2 separate regions of the Mus musculus genome follow, and region 2 is linked to region 1. The links are chromatin loops, found by intact Hi-C in ENCODE. Cell type or tissue: left cerebral cortex. All regions are shown on one strand. Each heading gives the region's core, and the rest is flanking DNA. Links, peaks and the distances in the headings are about the cores only.

Region 1 (8,005 bases), core at 1,565-6,564:
AGGTAGCGCGAGCATTGGGAGGTCACACGGGATCTCCTGTCCCTCCCTTGCACTCACTTCCGGTTCTTTAGGAGGAGAACAGCCTCCCTTCCACACGCTCCTGCCACCCTTGTGTTCTGCTCAAGAGCACTGACCTCCCTAAAACCAAGGCTGAATCCTCCGTTGTTTAACTTCTTTCCCTCAGATATTCTGTCACTGTGATGGAAAAACATCCGAGTCACAGTGGAGGTAAAGGGAAGGCTTCACAGAAGGGACGGGGGACATTTGAGCTTAGTTTTCAAGGATGGCCATTAGTTAACCAGTTGATGAGAAGAGCATATAAAGACCCTTATTAAAACATGTCACATCATGACATTGTTTAGGACTTTATGACTGAGGTGACTTGGGATACTGAGGAGACTGTAATTAATCTCTTTTGCTTTCATTGCTCTTAACTAGCTAGTCCTTCTCCATCTCCTTTGCCGTTTCTTATTTCTTTCCCCGAATTTTTAATGTCTGGGTTTCCTTGGTCCTTTCCACTGGCTGTCATGCTTTTATGATATCATTTGGCCTCAAGGACTCCCATCCTATGAGAACCCAGCGCTCTTCTCCACCAGACCATGCCAGAACAAGCATCATCTGTGCATGTGTTTGTGTGTGTACATGTGTGCACATGTATGTGTACTTGTGTATGCATGCATTTGTGAGTATGTGTGCATGTGTTTGTATGTGTATGTACATGTGTTTGTGGATGTGTGTGTGTGTTTATTTGTTTGTGTGTGTGTGTGTGTGTCTGTGCATGTACATACATTTCTGTCTGTGATCCAGAGATTGATGCTGACTATATCTTCCTCTATTACTCTCCATTTTAATTTTTGCAAGACAAGCTCTCTTACTGAAGCTGTAGCTCACCAGTTTGACAGCATCAGTGGCCACCAGACCCCAGAGATTCTCCAGTTTCTCCTTTCCCACTTACAGATGCAGGCTACACAGTCAGCTTTTGATATGGGTGCCAGAGACCTGAACCTGGGTCCTTATGTGGGCATCCTACTGACTGAGGTGTCTTGCCAAAGCCAAGCAAAGAACAGAGGTCGACAGACAGATGATGCTGTTAGGAGCTTGATCTTGGGCTTTCCAGCCTCCATTGTGTGAGAAAATAAATTTACATATTCTAAATCACCTGGTCTCAAATGCTCATATATAACAGCACAAACTAAGTTAGAAAAGACATTGGGTTAACTCCTCACTGTTGGGTATACCAACACCTCTCAGAGGTGGACAATCTAAATTCATTATATCCTCAACATTTGCATTTGTATTTGTGTACTTAAAGACCATTTAGATTGAAAATTTCCAAAAATAAATGGTCAACTTCCTCTACAGCCTGCCACAACCAAAGGCTTCCTTACCTTAGTGGATGCTACTCCAATCCTCTAGTTGTTGAAGCCAGAGTAATAAAATAAGTTATTTTTCTTTGTTGGAGTCAAATTAGCAGAACATAAAATGCATTATTTAACTACTTCATGGTGTGTAACTCAGCACCTTGTAATAAATCCATGATGTTTTGCATATATTACCCAAAGCCATCTTTTCCCTGTGCACCATTCTCTTTGTCTCTCCATCCCCCAGCAAGACCTGGTCCATTTTCTATAGCCTCACCCTGTTCACATAAACAGAATTGTTCTGTGATATGTGTCTTTTGCATCTGGCTTATTTCACCAAGGGCAATGTCTTTATAGTTCATCCATTATATACTTAGAGCCTTTGCAACTATCTCTCTCTCACACCTCAAATCTAACCCATCAAGAAATCCCATTAGACGTATCTCTGAAATGTATCTTGAATCTGAACTCTGCTCACTGCCTCCATCACCTTTGCTTCCTGTGAGGTATCACCATGCTTCCCTGTAGCATAGCGATTGCCTGAAACTCCTGTCCCTGACTTAGCATTGCCTGTCTGTGTGCTTTCCAGCATATCGATCTGATGTGCTCCAAATCTGAATCATGTGTTGCTTCTCTCCTCAAAACCTTGCCATAGCTTCCAATTCTACTCAAAGGCAAAGCTAAAATCTCTACTGTGCCCCACAGGTCACTTGGGATGCCCACAACTTTACCAAGAGCTGATGTGGGTACCCTTCCCATTTGGACCAGCCCATACTCTTCCTTGCTACTGAGCCACACAGGCCTTTTTGCTATTCCTCCATGCATTCATTGTCTTCCTGCTTTAAGGACTTTGTAGTCACTCTTCTTCCTCCCTAGAATGTTGGTCAATCCACGGATTTCTCACTCAGTGATGCCCAGCCAGCCTTCTCCCTCCACACTGGGAACTCCAATGTCCCCCACTTGTATTCTAATATTGCTTATTTTTTCCTGTTTCTTTTAAGTGGTCAATTATCATTCTCCAATTTGTCCTATTCATTATTTGCTTGTTTTTCATTCATTCATTCGTTCATTCATTCATTCTTGTATGTGTGTGCCTCCAACCAAAATGTGAGCTCTACAGACTGCAAATTTTTGTTTCTTTCACCAATGGATTCCAAGAGGCTAGTACAGTAGTACACTTGGCACTCAGTCATTGCTTGAGAAATAGTTGTTAACTCGAAGATGTCAATCAAAATATCAAATAACATTTTTTAGAACTTGCTACCCTTCATTTAATGATTGAGCTGTGTGCCAGGAACTTAGCAAAGGCCATACTTGCAATTTTATCTCGTCTAGTCCTCAGCAATAACTCTGGGAGATGAGTACTTTTCCCACCTCCAGATGAGAGCGCAAAGCTTTCTGGGATCCGATAGCATGCCCAAGATTTCACGGCTCATAAACATTCAAGCATTCTGGACTTTGTTTCTGTTCCATCAGCAACTTCGAATTACTAAGCAATTTGGCAGGGTGAGTTCTTTTTATTTGTTTGTTGTTGATTTGTTCTGTTTTCTTTTAAATAACAGAAAACACTTAACTGGCAGCTTGCTTACAGTTTCAGGGGTGAGCCCATGACGGTATGGGAGGAGGCATGGCAATAGGCAAATAGGCGTAGTGCTGGAACAGAGAGCAATTTCTCCACTGTATTTTCCTCTCCGGCAGATCATCCCTAGTCCCTGCCCCTGCTGCCCCCAGGATGAAGAGTGGTTTCCAGAGTCTCCAGTAATGGGGCACTTTATAAAAGTTAGGTAGGGTTCAGTGGCAGGATGGGAGTGGGTGGTAGCATGGGGAGTCCAGTTCTCATCAACTCTTCACCTAGTCTCATCCACATGGAGCAGATATTAGCTGCACTGTACCTAAAATGCATCAGGTGGCTATCTTTACTCTTTTCAAGGTGAAGGCTAGCTAGCATGCCTCAGGACAATGCCCCATAGAACTAACTGGGGAGCAAGTGAAAGCAGGTTTTTGTTTGTTTGTTTGTTTGTTTGTTTTTAAGTGCTTGGAGAGGTTGTTTTTGTTTTTGTTTTTGTTTTGTTTCCTGACAGAATGCTTTGGAATAAAGAACTCAAATTTTCTCTTCTCTTATAGCTTTAAGGATATGGCCAAACTTAGACCTTTATTTAAGCAGCTCACATCGTGAGATTCTGGGACACTTTTCTGACTTTTTCCCACTAAGAGCTTCAACTTGAGTGCAAAGGTGGTTCCAGAAGATGCTTGAAGACAGCTTTTTGGAAGGCAGTTAATTCAGGTTGCCAAAATTTCCACCCCATGCTGAGCTGGCTCCTCCATGGGAACCCAAAGCCGTCATCCCTTCCTCTCTTGGCATCCCTGAGCGTAGATAAGGAGATAACCTAAGTCTGTTTGTTCCTCCTAACCCAAGTTCAACTTGGGAGAGAATTTCATTTCACAAAAGCACATTCAGATGACTGGAGCTGCCATAGAAGTAAGAGACCCGTTAGACTTGGGCCATGTTGAAGAGTCAAATTCAAGAGTGCTTTAGTATAAACACATTTCTAAGATTTCCTAAGGCCAGCGAATACAGTTATTTTTGATGAAAGGAAATGTGTCGGAATAAAATAGCTGTGAATGCCACAGAGAAATCCTCATAGACGATAAATTAGTACAGGAAGAAATGTGTATGCATTTACTATCAGTTTGACCTCGAGATTCAGCAAACATAGTGTAAGATAAAGGAAGACACAGATTAAAACTTAATACTTTTGATTAAAAGAGCCTCAAGATTATTTGCAGTATCTTTTCTGTCTTTATAGTGATGGAGATACCGTTTGTGGTCTCTGATATGGAGCTGTGCATGTCCCAGCAAGGACCCACCTAATTAACAGGATAGATGGCATTGTGGGTAGACATTTTTACAGAAAAACTGGATCTCAGGAAAGAAGGGTGGGGGTGGGGGTCTGTGCTTTTCTGCTCCATAAGGACAGCTCAGTGTTTACCACCATTGAGTTTTGATGGTCTGCTGTTACTGCACATAGACAAGCACTCTTCTTTGTATCGCCAGGTCTGCTGTCATAAAACATGGCCTCTCTCTTCAAGGATTCAGGTTTTTGAGGATACTATCAGCAAGGGGGCAATGGCCATATCAAAAAGACAGGGTGCTGGGGAGGTGGGCAGCAGGCAGAGAGCTCATGTTGCTAGTGAGGCAGAGAGGTGGCTTCTGAGGAGAGACTCTAATGAGGGGTACCCAGGAAGTGATGTGCATGTGCTGAACTGAAAATGAGCCCCAAATAGGGAACATTTCCATCTTGCCAAGCGGCAGACTGCAACTCACACCGAAGCAGCTACTTCTCTGCCTTACTGCCATCTGTCCGGCTTCTTTCTCCTTTTAGCTCAGTGTTAAGTTCACTAAAAACAAGTGAGGTGTCATGTGTGTCAGGACACTATTTTGTAACATGACTACATTGGTTTGGGAGACTATATGCTTGAGAAAAATCACTTCCAGGGAGGGGACAGAGGTGACACTCTCTCTCTACATTTGCATACCATTTCTAGACAGTGTGTTAATGGGGATAATATGATGGAGCTGATATTTATTCATGTTTTCAGAGGCTAGTGCCAACTTCCCAGACCAGATTTCAGAGTCGAAAGGTGAATTTAAACACACTCTATCAAAGAAAGAAGGTAGAATATAAAGACATAGCCTGGAACACACCCTTCCCTCAGGGTTCTCAGGACTCTCACTGTAGCTCTGTGGTTTCAGCTAATCAGTCAGGGTTTTTTGTTACAGCAGCCTCAGCAAACGAATACATCTACCCAGCTCTGCCTTCTGGGTCCCAGTGGAGGAGAGCCTAGCAAGGTTTGCTCTTACATCTTAGCTATCCACTTCCATCTGTGCTGCCAGGGAAGGAATTTGGGGAACCCAGGGGACTGTTTGTCTATTAAAAATGGTATTGGAGGAGGGTAGAAATTCACAGATTAACTGGCTTTTGTTTTATGGAATGTTGGATAGAGAAGAAAAAGAAACAGCCCCCAGGGATGGTTTAATGATACTTACTCTTAGCCAGGAGTAAAAGAATTCACAAGTTATTGATGGGTTATTTTTAAGACAAAAGGTATTTTTGTGGATTTCCTTTTTAAGTAAAAAAACAAAAAACCCAAAATCCCAAACCATCTTGGAGACTTGGTAGCCTTCTCTAAACCTCAACTCTTGAATCCCCATCCCTAACCACATGCTTGTTTCTAGTTACCCAAGAGCTCAGAATTTATGTTCCTTCAGTGTCAAAGTCATGGATATTTCTTTAAGGGACAGATTAAAACAAAATCCTACATTTATTTAAGAATATGATAAGATATTAATATTGTATTGATATTATTTTTATATTATTTTATTTATACTCATATAATTATCTTTATATTAATTTTATTAGTATTCATATAAAATTGTAAATCAAATTTTATAAATGAAGCAAACTGAAAACAAATACCATGCTTCTACAATAAGCATGGGTTTGGTGAAAAAGGAGTTTGGGGCTGGAGAGATGGCTTAGTGGCTAAGAGCTCTTGCTGTTCTTTTGAGGACCTGGGCTCAGTTCTCAGCACCGCATGGTGACTCACAACCATCTATCTGTAAAGCTAGTTTCATAGGACCTGATATTCCGTTCTGGCCTCCCAAATGGTGTACTCACACACATACAGGCAGAATACTCATATACACATAAATAAATCTTTACAAACAATATATGAGTTTAAGTGAAAAGTTTGACACTTTCTATTTTTCAGCCCATAAACTAGTCACACATCACTGAGTGCTCCATTACGTTTTGTTCTGGTTTGATTATCGTTGCTATGATAAACACCGTGACTAAGAAGCAACTTGGGGAAAAAAGCTCTATTTCAGCTTACAGATTACAGTCCATTGATGAGGAAAATCAGAGCAATAACTCAAGGTAGGAAGTTGATGAAGGCCTGCTTGCTACTCTACACAACTTTACCTCTGAACAAGGAACTCACTTACACCCAACAAAGTACAGCAGAAACCATGACGGAGTATTGCTTCAGACTCATGTTTAACTAGTTGGCTTATACAGCCTAAGTCTATCTACCTAGGGAGTAGTGCTGCCCTCAGTGGGCTGGGCCCACCCGCATCAGTGACCAATGAAGAAAATCCCCCACAGATATGCCCACAGACCAATCTAATCAGGGAAATCCCTCATTGAGATACCCTGAAGGTGACTCTAGGTTGTGCCAAGTTAAAGTTAGCTAGGGCATGTTTTTTTGAAAATAAAAAGCTGAGTGAAGTACGTTAAGTTCTAACATGGTACCACACATACATAGACACAGACAGAGAATAGCTATGGGAAACTTATATGTCAAGTCATAGATGGGTATGGTTTACCCATCATGGATTTGTTTCCTTGTTTTTCTGTGGTGCTGGGGATGGCATGTGGGTTACCTACAGAGTAAACAAGGGCCCCACTACTGTAGTGCACTCAGCCCTATTATTTCATTTGCTTTGTCTTGCAATGACCCATTCCGACTCAAATTGGAAAGTGTCTTAAAATCAAGTGCAAAAGACTTCATTTTCTCCTAGGTACCTAGTTTTAGGGAATTAAATTTACTGAGAGTTTCTGTGAATATGAATCTATCATCTATTATCTCATTGGTTCTTATCAAAACTCAAGGAAGAGATGCTATGATTATCCCCACAAAGATCCTGGAACTTGGAAAATAATTCAAAATGCAAAGTTCCCAGGCAGAATGGGAGAGCTGGCAAGAAAGAGGACTCCAGAGCATTGGATGCTGGACCTAAGCACTCAAGATTCAGTTTAGGATTCCTTCCCTGCAGTATAACAATTATCCAGACCAGCACAACCCAATGGCTATGTAGAGGCTAACCTGCTGAAGGGAAGTTTATTACTGAGAGTGAAACCAGCAAAAGATTTCAGACATCCTGTTACCACGGAGGAAGAGCTCCTGGGGACCACTGCCGCTTTAATCTCTTAGGGCAAAGGATGCATGAGAGAGAAGAATTCTGTGCTTTAGAAAGAGTGGTTCTCCTTGTTGTGGGTGATCATATCTTAATCCATTTTGCTCCAGTCTCTCTTCCAATGTCCCCTGCAGTCACTGTGTTTATGACACAGCTTCAGGAGAGCTGTGTAGGCACTTCCCAGGTCCCCTTGCCCCTAGGAATGTGTCACTTACCATGAAGCAGGCAGGGAGGCAGAAGCACCCCACACCAAGTCAGGTTGACTTTGTAGAACTTGGTGCCTTTGGTTCCAATCAACCAAGCCCCACCCCACCCTGTGGCAATAGCTGTGCAGAAGTGTCCCTGCTGGGATGGGGCAGTCACACGTGAGGTTGGCCACTGCCTAGTCACTGTGGCTTGCTGCTTTGACTTTATCCTATCCATTTGGTACACTTTGATTCACACCCATTTTCCTCCTCTCTCGAGGACTGCCTCCACAAACCCCAGTGTTGAGAGGAACAAATTCTAATAAACCCGATAAATCTGAGGGAAAAATGTAGAGTTTGAGAGCCACACAGACCATGATGACTGTCACATTAAGGGCTCCCGGGGATCTTTTTATGACTCTCCCCCGTCTCTTATGTCCATAAATTGTACTGACTGGCTTTTCATTAACTCGGAGAGT
Region 2 (5,000 bases), core at 1-5,000, 440 kb before region 1:
AGGTTCTGATGTCCAATAATTCTAAACAATGCTCAGTGATTATTTGTCCTTTATTTATTTATTTATTTCTATTTATTAGTGACTTTTATTTGTTTGGGGTTCCCTGTGTCATTGAAGCTCCCCCAGTGGCTCTGTCCCAGCCCAGCTGTGTGCACGCAGTCCGGCTCGTCCTGCTGGGAGTTTAACTTCACAGCATCTCCTCTCTATTTCTGAGATGCATTTTGCACAATTTATTTAGATTTACTTTTCTTTTTCCTACATCACTGGCATTTAGCGTGACAAATTCTGTGTGACAGTGTGTCTCTGTAGCCTAGGCTAGCCTTGAACTGGAGGCTATCTTCCCTCAGCCTCCCGAGGGCTGCGATCACACTCAGGTGCCACTATGTCTAGCTAGCCCTGGGTCCCCTCTAACCCTGCTCTTGGACTTGTGCTCACTTGGTTAACTCTATTCCAGCAGTCGTCCCCATACATTCTGATAAAGTCTGCCACCTACAAGAATCTCTTACTGTATGTCAGTCATACATAATACATTTGTATATATTTTAAAAGAGCCAGTAGGAGAGGAGAGATGTGATTTATTTTGGAAGCAATGCTTCTTGTGAGCAAAGGAAATTCCGAGATTTTATTTGGGCGCTTATACATATTCATAGGAGTGCTTTAGATTGGGCACAGCCCTGAGCATGCTCATTAGAGGGTATGTTCCTCAGCATGCCCAGTTTAAGGTTGTAATCGAAGAGGGAAACATGGTGGACACATTTGGAGTTGGTTTCTGTTGTGGCACATGTACCTCTGGGCTTGCTCAGCTTGCCCTTGGCCATATTTTTAATGCCTACCTTAATTTCCTTAAGCTTAGGAATGTCATATTCTTATGTTCTGTCATTTTCAGTATGTGAAGTCTTTGTGAGTCTAATCCCACTGTTGCTGTCTCCCGCTCGTGTCTCTCTCAGGTCCCTGTATGATGTGGTTTTGACTGAGGTCGAGTTTTCAGAACTTTATTCGTGTGAGTGATTGGTGTGGTCCTTTAATCTTTGAGCTTTCTTTGGTTATATGCTTGGTTGTATTTCTAGCCCTGGACCATTTTATTCTAAATTCACAGATTTATTTATTTATTTATTTATTTATTTTTTGGCTATCTGATAGAATGGTTTAGTCAGTAAATTTACATTAATGAATTACATTACAGAATAAATTTTATGAATTCTTAAGAGAGATTTTTCCCCCTTCATCTGGTTCCAAGTTCTGATGTGTGCATTTTCTTTTCTTTCCCCTTTGGTTGAGGTAATGCTATTTCTGAATTCTGTTCATATTAGGGGTCAAGTTCTTTGTGGTCTTAGGTTTGTCTGGAGCGTGGTGGGGGGCTCTGTCCTGGGCAGCTCCGCCCCATCCTCCCCTTTTCTGTGTGTCATTTGAGAGCATGAAAACGAAAGCTTATGTTTAGATTATCTGGCTTAGGAAAATGTCCCGAGGGCTCTGTGTACCTTTGTGGATTCCACTTTCACTTCGGTTTTGGCTTCTGAATTTTATTTCCTTTGTTTCTTGGCAGCATATTGATATACTTTAAATTCTGCTTTTAACAAATATTTTATTCAACACAGAGAGTAGGTGTTACTTGATATTTCTTTCCTTTTTTATAATTTAATTGTTGATGAGCAACTATATCAGGCTTTATCTGTCCAATAAAATACTTAATATTTTATACTTAAATCTGATGTCATAAGTCCATGACATGCAGTTGTGATGGTAGGCTACCTTAAATATGGAATTAAAGAGATCTCATTAGGTGCCTGCTGTGTGGATCTGTGCAGCTGGAGAGACAGCCGTGAGCCGTGACACTGCTGTTCGGCTGCTGTGTGTCCCTTAGCAGACCACAGAGCTTCCCTGAGCCTCAGTTCCCGCCACAGGAGGACAATGGTTCTTGACCTTCTTCCCTTACAGAGGAGCTGCTCGGCTGAGCCAATGACAAGCGGGCTGGCACTACTTTCGTGGAGATTATGGTAAAATCTTTGATTCCGGTAATTTCACCGGAGTATGTGAGACGAGACATCGTTGACTGCCATCCTTGTTCTCCTCAAATCAACTTCACTTCTGTGTTCTTCAATTACTTTCCTCTTTGTGTGATCTCAGTGAAATGGAGAGCACAGAGCATGTGTCAAATGAATCTTTCACTAAGAAAGATTCATTTGACACATGTAAGTGGCCCTGCATAGCTTTACATTTATACATGATACAACATTCATGTGCGTGTGCGTGAGTGAGGGTGAGTGTGTGTGTGTTCTCATGTGCAGTTACGTATGTGCCCGTGGAACAACCTTGGCATCATTTCTCGGTTACTGTCCATCTTTATGTTTCTCAGAGCCTTTCATTTGCCTGGAATCTCCAAGTAGGTGAGGCTGGCCAACCAGTGAGCCCCAGGAATCCCTGTGGCCCTGGGGATTGAGCTCAGACTGTTGGCTTACACGGCGGCAAGCTTTACACACGAATTTATCACCACAGCCCACACTTCAGTGATTTAAGGCATCAAAATGATAGAGAATAGTAAAATCCCAGAAAATATGGGAATGGGTAAGGAACATTTTTACAAAGTAAATGTCTGGCTGGATATAGTGGACAGAAGAGAGATGGTCTCAAAAAAGTCCAAGGCAAACAACCCAAGTCAGTTGTTGCCTGGTAACTCGCGATTCTGTGCTGGACAGCAGAGGGCGCCCTCGCCTCACCCTTTGATTTCCTGAGGCCTACCTTGGAGTAGGTAACAGAAGTACCTACTCATCTAGGCCTGAACAGGATTCGAAAACAGTTTTTCCTTTGTCCTTGGCTTAGTGAATAAAATCCCCTCCCCTCTGGGGCTTCCCCTGAGTGTGATGAGCCGCCATGGCTGCCTTGATGCTCACCGACACCCCGACACCCCCGGAGGCTCTTTGGACCGATCTGCCCTTGCGTCTGGGGCTCGTAGGATACTGCTAATAAATTAGCTGCTTGGGCGGCTTGATTGTTGTGGCAGGTCTGTGCTTGTGACCTTTGTTAAAGATGCATTTAACTGCTTTCTTTAAGGAAAAGCACGATGTGATATATTAAACAGTGGTAATCGGTACTCTGAGCCCTGCGACAGAAGTTCACGAAGTATCATCTAATTCAGTTTGGCTAGCCATTTCAGATCAGAGGTAGAGTTAAGTTTTTTTTTTCTTCTTAAAAGTTAAATTCTTTATTTTTTATTTGTTAATTTTTTTTACACTCCATATTTTATTCCTCCTCTCCCACCCTCCGGCTGTTGCACATCCCACACCTCCTCCCACCCACCTGTCTCCACATGGATGTCCCCACCCCCACCCCACCTGACCTCTAAACTCCCTGGGGCCTCCAGTCTCTTGAGAGTTAGGTGCATCATCTCTGAATGAACACAGACTCGGCAGTCCTCTGCTGTATGTGTGTTGGGGGCTTCATATCAGCTGCCTGATTGGTGTTCCTATCTGAGAGATCTTGGGAGTCCCGGTTAATTGAGACTGCTGGTTCTCCTACAGGATCGCCCTTCTCCTCAGCTTCTTTCAGCCTTCCATAATTCAACAACAGGGCTCAGCTGCGTCTGTCCATTGGTTGGGTGCAAATATCTGCATCTGATTCTTTCAGCTGCTTGTTGGGTCTTCTGGAGGGCAGTCACGATAGATCCCTTTTTGTGAGCACTCCATTTGTGAGCCTCAGTAATAGTGTCAGGTTGGGACCTCCCCTTGAGCTGAATCTCACTTTGGGCCTGTCACTGGACCTTCTTTTTCTCAGGCTCCTCTCCATTTCCATCCCTGTAATTCTTTCAGACAGGAACAATTATGGGTCAGAGTTGTGACTGTGGGATGGCAACCCCATCCCTCATTTGATTTGTCTTCCTGCTGGAGGTGGGCTCTATAAGTTACCTCTCCCTACTTAGATTTAATTTTTTAAAAGATTTATGTATTTATTATATGTAAGTACACTGTAGCTGTCTTCAGACGCACCAGAAGAGGGCTTCAGATCTCATTACGGATGGTTGTGAGCCACCATGTGGTTGCTGGAATTTGAACTCAGGACCTTTGGAAGAGCAGTCGGGTGCTCTTACCTGCTGAGCCATCTCACCAGCCCCCTAGATTTAATTTTTAATAATATTGTGTATGCAGAATAGGTTCACAAAATGAGAACATAAACAATTTTGTGTGTTTTCATAAGTGATCTCTGAATTTCTTATGACTATTATTATTTTTTTAGTATAGAATAGAGTTTATTTAGGACATGGGAAGGGGAGAGGAGAAGGGAGTAGAGACAGAGAGAGAAAGGGAGAGGGGAGAGGGGAAGGGAGGGGAGGGGAGGGGAGGGGAGGGGAAAGAAGAGGCCAGCCAGGAACATGGGGTGGGGGGGAGGGGAGAAGGGGGTCAGAGAGGGAAGAAAGTCAGAGAATAAGAGCTCTTATACCTATTATCCTGAGTAGTTTATCTGGCTTTGAAACTAGCTGGCTTTCTGAATGAACAGATGCAGCTGTGTTCCATTCCATCTCTAAGAGTTTATCTTTCAGATGAGGAATTTTGAACACATGGATTTTATTGTGTAATGGCATCCATCTTGTTTCTCATATATTATTTAGAATTAGAGAGAGAGAGAGAGAGAGAGAGAGAGAGAGAGAGAGAGAGAGAGAGAGAGAGAAGAGAGATTGAGAGGGCAGGGCAACCGAATATAAATGAGAACATAGTGAATGAATGTGTGTGTGTTTGGGCAGTGAAGTCACAGTTAGCGACAGCTCATTCTCTGTTTCCAGATAGGATTTTGGCACAAAGAATACTTAAAAGAGGATTGTTAACTTATTTAATTGTGTGTGCATGTTTACACGTGTAAATGCACCTGTATATGTTTATGAAGCCAGAAGAGCACGTTATGTGCCTTCTTCTGTCATTCCCCACCTAGTTCTTTGAGGCAGGGTCTCTCCCTGAATTTGGCACTCAAGTTGTCTTTGATACCGTAAGGTGGTAAGTCTAGAGATCTTCTGT

Evidence for each region. Hi-C counts contacts between places; a loop is a spot of excess contacts. Peaks named below come from ENCODE experiments on the same cell type or tissue, not always from the same donor. Only the 100,000 strongest peaks of a DNase experiment are listed, where the experiment ranks them.
Region 2: a loop joins it to region 1, with 2.1 times the contacts of the local background. A loop is called at or near these places in 5 of 42 quality-filtered maps.

The regions. Positions count from the first base shown.
Region 1 is chr9:22,995,710-23,003,714 of GRCm38, forward strand. It overlaps Gm36743 (a long non-coding RNA gene), which reads left to right and starts at 725. Exons shown (of 8, transcript XR_379189.2): 1 at 725-2,867. In left cerebral cortex, for the core only: no CTCF peak of the experiment used is centred there; a DNase peak (open chromatin) is centred at 4,684.
Region 2 is chr9:22,554,863-22,559,862 of GRCm38, forward strand. The region is part of intron 5 of Bbs9 (Bardet-Biedl syndrome 9 (human)); the gene reads left to right. Among named protein-coding and RNA genes, the nearest start is that of Bbs9, 82 kb to the left of the region's middle. In left cerebral cortex, for the core only: a CTCF peak has its summit at 2,683 (motif pointing right); DNase peaks (open chromatin) are centred at 661, 2,423 and 2,698.